2 separate regions of the Homo sapiens genome follow, and region 2 is linked to region 1. The links are chromatin contacts, found by Hi-C or POLR2A ChIA-PET in ENCODE. All regions are on one chromosome and are shown on one strand. Each heading gives the region's core, a stretch centred on a gene start or an enhancer-like site at or near the end of the contact. The rest is flanking DNA. Distances are from core to core; before and after follow the strand shown. Region 1 has its middle 21 kb from the start of SMAP2. Region 2 holds the start of ZFP69B (ZFP69 zinc finger protein B).

Evidence for each region. Hi-C counts contacts between places; a loop is a spot of excess contacts on that map. ChIA-PET counts read pairs that join two places held with the same protein, here RNA polymerase II (POLR2A). Pooled maps may share reads with other maps.
Region 2: a loop to region 1 is called in a pooled map, with 2.1 times the contacts of the local background. The contact joins the promoter of ZFP69B here to the enhancer-like site in region 1. A Hi-C loop is called at or near these places in 6 of 50 pooled maps. POLR2A ChIA-PET finds 5 or more read pairs at or near these places in 6 of 52 experiments (AG04449, GM12878, HEK293T and 3 more).

What each region holds. Positions count from the first base shown.
Region 1 is chr1:40,350,242-40,354,968 of GRCh38, forward strand. It overlaps a transcript of SMAP2 not described here. Among named protein-coding and RNA genes, the nearest start is that of SMAP2, 21 kb to the right of the region's middle. RefSeq lists enhancers at 249-318, 339-408. Within about 2 kb of position 2,075, at least 4 of the 41 ENCODE cell types and tissues checked have a DNase peak (open chromatin) inside an H3K27ac peak, as active enhancers do.
Region 2 is chr1:40,447,724-40,452,659 of GRCh38, forward strand. ZFP69B (ZFP69 zinc finger protein B) reads left to right here and starts at 2,753. Exons shown (of 5, transcript NM_023070.3): 1 at 2,753-3,365. The coding sequence starts at 3,239. It overlaps ZFP69B-DT (ZFP69B divergent transcript), which reads right to left and starts at 2,316. Exons shown (of 5, transcript NR_198977.1): 1 at 2,097-2,316. RefSeq lists a silencer at 2,372-2,631 and an enhancer at 2,847-4,046.

The sequences.
Region 1 (4,727 bases), core at 825-3,324:
CAGGAGGGGTCAGTAGAGTACCCAAACAGAACAAACAGGACATCCCCAAGTGTGCCTCAGGGTATACAAGTACCAGACACATAGGAATCAGATCAGACCCACCAGATCTTGTTGGGGATTAGCAAAGCGTGCACGAGGAAGAGTGCAAACCTGAGGTCCCTATTGCGTGACACCATAAAAGCATGACCAGAAGAGGTTCAGGAATCAGTGAGAACTTCCAGAACAGAAGAGGGTGGGCTGGCAACGATGGGTGACCCATCTATTTCTCAGTAAGAGACAAAACCAGGAGGAAACTGTATTACTGGTGCAAAACTGAATTTGTCTGGTGATTTGCAAATCTGGGCTGCTTCCTGTTCAGGATCCAGTTATGTAAATCATATATTTCAGTTAGTAGGGCCCCAACCTGTGAATCCAGGGAAGTTGCCACTTAAATCAATGGCCCTAGCAAGGGCCTCTTGTGTCTATTTGGATGAAGATTTCAGGTATGTGGCACCTAAAGGCTTCTTAAACTCAGGAATTAATTGGAAGGAACCAAACTGACACCATTAGTGAAGAGGTTTAGTCATGTGAAGAAATTTCTATATCTTTTTCTAAAATAAGCATTTTAAAATTATGTTGTTCACTGGGATTTTTACAAAATCATTTATCTTTGGATTAAGAAACCTGTGATACTATTCTGCCCCATTCTGCTCATTAACTCATTACAAATAATAATTGTAAGCCTCCAGAGTGGAGACTCTGAAGACTCAAAGTCAGGAGCAGATCCAAACAATCTCCCTCCTTACCCAGAATCACAAGGACCTGTCGTAGACAAGAAGTTCCCTTGTGCTTGTCCTACTCTCCTTGGAAAAGAATCCTCTCTTGTTCCATTTTCTGGTGCCTTCTGGAGCACCCCAGCTTTGATGGGGAGCTGGTGGGTCTCTCTTCACAGATGTCCTACTCCCTCCTTTCTCGTCATTTGGGAGTGGTGACAGAGAGCAGGGCTGAGAGGTTATTGGAGAGAGGAGGGACTCTGTGGCCTGACAAGGAGGGGAAAAGGAGATACTCATCTGTCTTGGCACTTGTTGGAGATTGTCCATTGCACAGATTGCACAAGAAACGCTGTGGACAAGAAGATAGAATCTCAGCTCTGGTCTGAACTCTGTCTTTTCTAGTTAACCTGGATCTAGAGTCTGTTCAGAGTATAAATTTATTCTGGTGATGAATACAGAATACAATGATTAACTCCTTGACTCCTTAAAGAAATGATTCTTTCATTTTTATTTATTTATTTATTTTTTGATACAGAGTTTCACTCTTGTTGTCCAGGCTGGAGTGCGATGGCACGATCTTGGCTCACTGCAACCTCTGCCTCCTGGGTCAAGCGATTCTCACGCCTCAGCCTCCGGAGTAGCTGGGATTACAGGCGTGCACCACCAAGCCCGGCTAATTTTGTATTTTTAGTAGAGATGGGGTTTTACCATTTGGTCAGGCTCGTCTCGAACTCCTAACCTCAGGTGATCCACCCACCTTGGCCTCTCAAATTGCTGGGAGTACAGGGGTGAGCCACCGCGCTCAGCCTATTTTAATTTTTTTTAATAGAGACATGGCTTTACCATGTTGGCCAGGCTGGTCTCGAACTCTTGGCCTCAAGTGATCTACCCACCTCGGCCTCCCAAAGTGCTGGAATTACAGGTGTGAGCCACCGTACCCAGCCAGATTCTTAAGCTTCTTTGGGTTATGCACATCCCTGCAAATCTGAGGCCCTCTCTCCCCAAGACTGCACACACCCGCACATCCATGAATTTTTTTTTCTTTTTGTAAAGTGAAAGCAAGTTTATTAAGAAAGTAAAGAAACAAAAGAATAGTTACTCCATAGGCAGAGCAGCTCCATGAAATTTTTCATACAATTTCAGGGGGTTGATATTATAAATAATGTTTAAAATAAATAGTGTTGATAAGGTGCCAAAGTCCATCTGTGGACCCAGGATAAGATGCCCTCCAAGCTTTAATGATATTAGGAACAGGGTGGAGTTCAACCTTCTCAGCACAGCATACAAGGCCTTTCGTGATCTGGCCCTCACCCTCTGTCCAGCTTCTCCTAATGCTTGCCACATGTAACCTCTCTAGCAGCTCAGAGTTCTTTTTCAGTTCTGCATTTTCATGCATTTTAATCTCTCTGCCTATAATGTTCTCCTCCTTGATTGCTCGGAAAAGAACTCCACTCTGTCAAGGCAGAGTTCGTCACTTCTTTCTCTTCTTCCTTCTTTGTTGTTTCCCTTGCTCATTTTAAAATATTTTAATTTAAAAAGTTTTTCTATTTTTTTTTACTTTTAAAGACAGGATCTTGCTCTGTCATCCAAGCTGGAGTGCAGTGGCATGATCATAGCTCACTGCAACCTTGAACTCCCAGGCTCAAGCAATCCTCCCACCTTAGCTAGGACTACAGCAGCAAGCCACCATTCTCTGCTAATTTTTTAAAAAGTTTGTAGAGACAATGCCTCGCTATGTTGCCCAGGCTGGTCTCAAACTCCTGGCCTCAAGCGATCCTCCCTCCTTGGCCTCCTAAAGCTCTAAGATTACAGGTGTGAGCCACCACACGCGGCGCCTCCTCCTCATTTTTGATGGGAAAGGATTATTTTAGCATGATGTGTAATGATCTCGACCACAATTGATAGATATTAACAACAATGAAATTTTTATGTCTGGGTACTCCCATCTGAAGAATCTGAAAGTTCTAAGACTACGTTTGCAGATGGAGTCAGGCATGACGTTTTCCATGGTCCTGACCACCATGGACTCTATGGCAGACATTGTCCGGGGTTGCCCACAGCCATGTCCAGCACCCATCTCTCTTGCTGCCTCCTGCCATAAGGGCTTTCCTGGTGTCCTTTGCAGTTAGAGGCTGAGCCATGCAACCTAGTTTTGGCCAAGGAGTCTTAAGGGAAAGACTGCTGTGAGCTTCTCGGAAAACTTTTGTTTTCCTGATAAAAGAAACAGCTAAGATTGGGGACATTCCTTTTCTCTTCTTCCTTCATTGGAAGATGATGCAATGTTTAGAGCTGTGGTGACCATCTTGTGACCATGAGGTGATTTACATGAGCAGCAGTTCTCATACTTGAATGTGCACCAGAATAGTCACCCAGAGGGCTTCTTTATTTTTTTGAGACAGAGTTTTGCTCTTGTTGCCCAGGCTGGAGTGCAATGGCATGATCTCAGCTCACAGCAACCTCCGCCTCCCGGGTTCAAGTGATTCTCCTGCCTCAGCCTCCTGAGTAGCTGGGACTACAGGCATTTGCCACCATGCCCGGCTAATTTTTTGTATTTTTAGTAGAGATGGGTTTTCACCATGTTGGCCAGGCTGGTCTCGAGTCCCTAATCTCAAGTGACCCACCCTCCTTGGCCTCCCAAAGTGCTGGGATTACAGGTCACTGCACATGGCCCAGAAGGCTTCTTAAAAGAGACTGCTGAGCCCTATCCTCAGAAGTTCTGATTTATACACCTAGAGTGGGCTGAGAATTTGCATTTCTCTCTTTCTTTCTTTTTTTTTTAACAGACAAGTATCTTGCTATGTTGGCCAGGGTGGTCTTGAACATCTGACCTCAAGCAATCCTCCTGCCTCAGCCTCCCAGAGTGCTGGGATTACAGGTGTGAGCCATCGTGCCTGGCCAGAATGTGCATTTCTAACAAGTTGCCAGGTGACACTGATGCTGCTTGTCTGGGGACCACACTTTGAGAACCATTAAACATCAGGATAAAAATACAATAGGTTGAGGATGGCAAAGCAGAATGATAAAGCCTGGGTGTTGATGGCCTTGTCCAGAAGCTGAATCAATGTAAACCACTCCCTTGCCTCTGGATTTCTTGTTCAGTGATAAAATAAACCACTCTTTAAGCTACTGTTAGTTGGGTTTCTCTTGATTCTCATTCAAAGGCCTTCTGAACTTACAGAGAGCTGGACTCTGTAGGAAGGGCACAAGCAGAGAAAAATCCAGAGGGATGCTCATCCAAGGGTGACTTCAAATGGAATAAAGACTGCCTCAACAGGAAATGTCTCAAATTATGTCCTAGAGTCCATGGGTGTTGATAATAGTAAGATTGTGAGTTTTTGTTTGTTTGTTTGTTTTGTTTTGCTTGTGAGATGGAGTCTCGCTCTGTCGCCCAGGCTGGAGTGCAGTGGCGTGATCCCGGCTCACTGATCTCCGCCTCCCGGGTTCAAGTGATTCTCCTGCCTCAGTCTCCCGAGTAGCTGGGACTACAGGCGCCCACCACCACACCCAGCTAATTTTTGTATTTTTAGTAGAGATGGGGTTTCACCATATTGGCCAGGCTGGTCTCAAATTCCTGACCTTGGGATCTGCCTGCCTCGATCTCCCAAAGTGCTGGGATTACAGGCGTGAGCCACCGTGCCCAGCCAAGTTTTTTAATATAAGGTTAGTTAATTTTTTTTAAATGAGAATTGTTTTGGATTTTATTAGCTTTAGTAGTATAACTTGTGACCAACTAGTCTGGCATATCAGAGCAGTGAAATGAACCAAAACATTGAATTTTTTTTTTTTTTTTTTTTTTTTTTTGAGACAGAGTCTCACTCTGTCACCCAGGCTGGAGTACAGTGGCGTGATCTCGGCCCTTAGCTCACTCCAACCTCCACCTCCCGGGTTCAAGTGATTCTCCTGCCTCAGTCTCCTGAGTAGCTGGGATTATAGGCACCCACGACCAAACCCAGCTAACTTTTGTATTTTTAGTAG
Region 2 (4,936 bases), core at 1,503-4,002, 98 kb after region 1:
ATTTCCGAGTATATTTTGGCACTAGTTTTATTTTGATTATTTTGCCTCCATAATACAAGGTAATATCTGGTAGGGCAAGTCTGCCTTCATTATTGTTGGAAAACATTATTGGCCATTCTGGAACACTTGCCATACTAGCTAAACTTTAGAATCATTTAGTTTAGTAAAAAGAAAAGTTGATTTTCTTTTTTTTTTTGAGATGGAGTCTTGCTCTGTCACCCAGGCTGGAATGCAGTGGCATGATCTTGGCTCCCTACAACCTCCACCTCTTGGGTTCAAGCGATTCTTTTGCCTCAGCCTCCTGAGTAGCTGGGATTACAGACACACACCACCACACCCAACTAATTTTTGTATTTTTAGTAGAGATGAGGTTTCGCCATGTTGACCACGCTGGTCTCGAACTCCTGAGCTCAGGTGATCCACCCGCCTTGGCCTCCTAAAGTGCTGGGATTACAGGTGTGAGCCACCATGTCCGGCCGAAAAAGTTGAAATTTTGATTGGGATGCATCACAGTTTATGTGAACTGGAGGAAGAGTGACATACTTAGAATGTTCTATTTCAACTCGTGAATGTGTTGTATCACTATTCTCACCATTTAAACAAAAAATTTGGAGTTTTATTTATAATTTCCTGCATAATTCTTGTTTATTCTTAGCTGTATTTTTCTGATATTTTATTATGAAAACATATACATATACAGAAAAATTGAAAGAATTTTACATTACGGCATCCCTATACCACTACTTAGATTCTACCATTAACATTTTATTGTATTTCATGCTGTATTTTTGTTGAGTAGCAGATAGGAACATAGACTGCCTGTGTTCACCACTTGTAAGCCACATGATCTTGGCAAGTTATTCAACTTCTCTAAATCTCAGTTTTCTTATCTGTAAAGTGGGAATAATAATAGTACTTACTTCCAGTGGTTTCTGTGATGACAAAATAAGTTAAAATATGAAAGGCACTTAGGACAGAGCCTCATATTCTGTAACTATTATATGCTAGTGTATTCATCAGCTTGGGCTGCTGTAACAAAATACCATTGACTGGGTGGCTTAAACCACGGATATCTGGCCGGGCGCAGTGGCTCATGCCTGTAATCCCAGCACTTTGGGAGGCCGAGGCGGGCAGACACCGAGGTCAGGAGTTTGAGACCAGCCTGGCCAACATAGTGGAACCCCGTCTGTACTAAAAATACAAAAAATTAGCTGGGCGTCGTGGCGGGCGCCTGTAATCCTAGCCACTTGGGAGGCTGAGGCAGGAGAATCGCTTTAAGCCAGGAGGCGAAGGTTGCAGTGAACCGAGGTCACGCCACTGCAGTCCAGCCCTGCGGACAGTGCGAGACTCCATCTCAAAAAAACAAACAAACAAACAAACAAAAAACCGGAAATTTATTTTCTCAGTGTGGAGACTAGAAGCCCCAAGTAAGGTCGAGTTGGGTTCGTTTCTGACTAGGACTATATTCTAACCTTAATTACTTCCATAAAGGCCTTATCTCTAAATACTCTCCAAATACAATGGAGGTTAGGGCTTCAAGATAAATTTTGGGGAATCCAAACATTCGGTTCATAACAGCTAGCAAGTACTATAATTGTATTCTATTTCCTCATTTGTTGTTTTTGTAAACTGTTGATGTAGAAATGTATTTGGAGTGATGTACTCAAATTTTGTTGGAGGGAGAAAACTCAGCAATAAAACAGCATTACAGTATAATCGCTTTTGTGGAAAATATATAACAATGCATGAAATACGTTGTGTGTGTGCAGGAAAGGTTGTACACCAACTGTTAGCAAGGTTACCGCTGCTTGCTGAAATTACAGGCAATAATTTTTTTGTTTTTGTGTATTTTCTGGCATTTCAGAAATACAAGGTAAGCAATAAACATGAGAACTTTTATTGAATACTAGAAGAGAAAACTGTTGTGGTATTCTTTTAACAATATACCGGAATCCATTCAACTGTCTGCTGAGAATAAATAACTGGCATGTACATAATATTTAGGGAAAGTGCTATGGATTATTTTACACCAGTGTCGTTTCACCAAAAAACGTGATGCCGATGGCTCCCTTTTGTCACGGGTTTCAAAGGCTCACCCTAACGTTCACGTGCATTTTCCCAGCGGAGGAAAGATGGTTGTTCTTCATCAGAGTCTGGGGCCCAAGAACGCAGGCTCCATCTCCTCCCGCAGGAGCCAGGCTGATGATGCTCGCAGGGATCGGATACTGGGAGCCCCTGAACGCAGCCAACCCGGCGCGCACCGGTGGGGGCGTCTGCGCTGGCGGAGCGGCTCCCCGGGAGGACGCTGGGAACCATGCTCTAGCCAGCCGCTGCGCAGGCGCACTGGGCCCCGACTGCCCGCCGCAGCGCTACGTGGGAGCTTGGCCGCGCAGTGCCGGAACCCGGCTGCAGCGGTGGGAAGGCGGGGGCGTGCCGGCCCAGCGGGGAGAGGGTGAGCGGGTGGCTGTCCCGGGCTTGGGGAGCTGGGCGAGCCGGGAAGCGCGAGTTCCGCCCGCGGCCACCCTGTCGCGCGCGGTGCTCTCCGCAGCCCCGGAGTCGTGCTCAGACAAAGGCTGGGAGGCTAGGGCCGGGGGCGTTTTGCTTTGTGGGGAGGACTTAGCCTCTCATTTGGGGAGGAGGAGGCGGGGTCTAGCGGTTTCGCGGTTTGCTACAGCCGACTAGTGAAAGAGCTGGGATTCCAAATCCCCGGCTACTTTACACATAATTACTGCCCCAAACAAAGAATTGGGTTGTATTCGTCTCTTTGTGCTTCCTGACATGTGCGCGGTGCTTTGAATTTTGTGGGCTGTGTCTGCCCACCGTCTCCGTGTATCTTTTGGAAACATTTTACAGTGATCCATATATGTTCTAGCGTTCTGCCCTATGACTGAGCCTCCTTAGTCCTTTGCTGATTCTAATGTCTTCTGCTCAGCATCTGCAGGGGCTGCTGAGAGTAAATACTTGGCGCCTCCAGCTGCTGGCCAAGGAGACAGATGGAGCTCAAGTTGGGAGATACGCCCTGAGAGCCGATGATAGACACAAGTCCAGATCTCGGATTTTGATACTGTATGTTCCCTGGGTTCCTGAGAGAGGACATTGAGGAGTAGGAGTCGGCGATTAAGGAGATCGGTACAATTGGGAAGCCTCCTGTCAGAGCTTCCAGCAATTTCCTCATCAGAGGTGGACAAGCCCTATGGGCTAAGACAGAGGGTCCTCAGAAAGGAGTGCGGACGCCGTCATGCTGCAGCAGCTCCTGATCACCCTGCCCACCGAGGCCAGCACCTGGGTGAAGTTGCGTCATCCAAAGGCGGCCACGGAGCGGGTGGCCCTGTGGGAGGATGTGACTAAGATGTTTAAAGCAGAAGGTAAGAATAAACTGATGGGTGGGAGGGAGGAAAAGCAGTCCCCTCTAGTGTGAGAAGGAATGAGTCACTTGAGTGGAAGCATCTCTTAGGGAGACGAGTGGGTGGAGGGTTTCCGGAGTTGTTGATTGTGGCTCCTAGTCTGGGGTTTTCCTAAGTAGTGGTGGTCTTTTCAGCCTAGGACCAGTATTTCAGTGTCATGGTTATGTATATTATTTATTTTCATCTTTCCCATGGCCATGTGGGGCAGGATGGACTTAACCTGATTTTTCTTATTCTAACAGTGGGGAAATGTAAATCAAATGGGAGGCCTGCCCAGGGTCACACAGGAACTTGGTGGCTAGGTCAGAAAGAGAAGCAGCAGGGGAAGTACCAGGTGAGCCTGGAGTAACTTGTGCTAGAAAGCAAGGAAGAGCTTAAAGACTATGGATATGTGTCAAAAGAGGCCAGGTTTAAGGGTCTCTCACTCGACAGATTTGGGAAAGCTTAAGTATCCAAACTGATGGTAACACCTTGAATAAGTAAAATTCCACATGATCACCTTGACACTTAAAATAGAGAAAGACGTGGGGGGGGGGGAATTCATTTGCAAACATTGGAGGTAATTAATACACTGATTCCTTACTTTGAAAAATAGGTTATTATGGGAATGAATGTGCATTTACCTTGCCTTTTAGATCCTCTTCAGTTGGTGAGGGAAAGCTTTTTACAGAAAATGCGTGCCAATAATGAAGGTAGAAAGAGGCCAGGTGTGGTGGCTCATGCCTGTAATCCCAGCAATTTGGGAAGCCAAGGTGGGCGGATTGCTTGAGACCAGGAGTTTGAGGTCAGCAGTTTGAGACCAGCCTGGCCAACATGATGAAACCCCATCTCTGCTAAAAATACAAAAATTAGCTGGGCGTGGTGGCACATGCCTGTAATCCCAGCTACTCGGGAGGTTGAGGCACGAGAATCGCTTGAACTAGGAAAGGGGAGGTTTCAGTGAGCTGAGATGGCGCCACTGCACTCCAGGCTGGGTGACAGAGCAAGACCTTGTCTCAAAAATAAATAAATAAATAAATAAATGTAGAAAGAATGATAGAATCTTTTACCGTAAATAAAATAATTGAAAGGTTAATGGGGAACAGATACTCACATGATATCAAAGTATTATCCCCTCAAATTACTTACTAAATGGCAAGGAATGAACATAATTTTCCAATAGTGAGGTGTGGTGGTCACAGTTTTAATCAAATGTCTCAGTAATGGGATAGCCGGGCATTTTATACTTTGCAGATACTGTAATATAAAGCACCTGGTACCACCTACAAGGTATTCCTACCAAAAATGTTGAACATGATCCTAAATTAAGTTTAAAGACTGAACTGCTGGTTTACAGAAAATACAGGGGATGGAGAAATGAGATAAACCTCACATTGAGGATACAGTCAGACTGTTCTTGTATCTTAAAAAGACAACATCATGAAGAAAGGGGAAGTACTTATTCTAGAGTAAAAGAGACTAGAGGTAACAACCACTTTGAATGTGTGAGCCTTGATTAACTCCTGGTTTGGAAAAAATCCAGAATAAAAGTT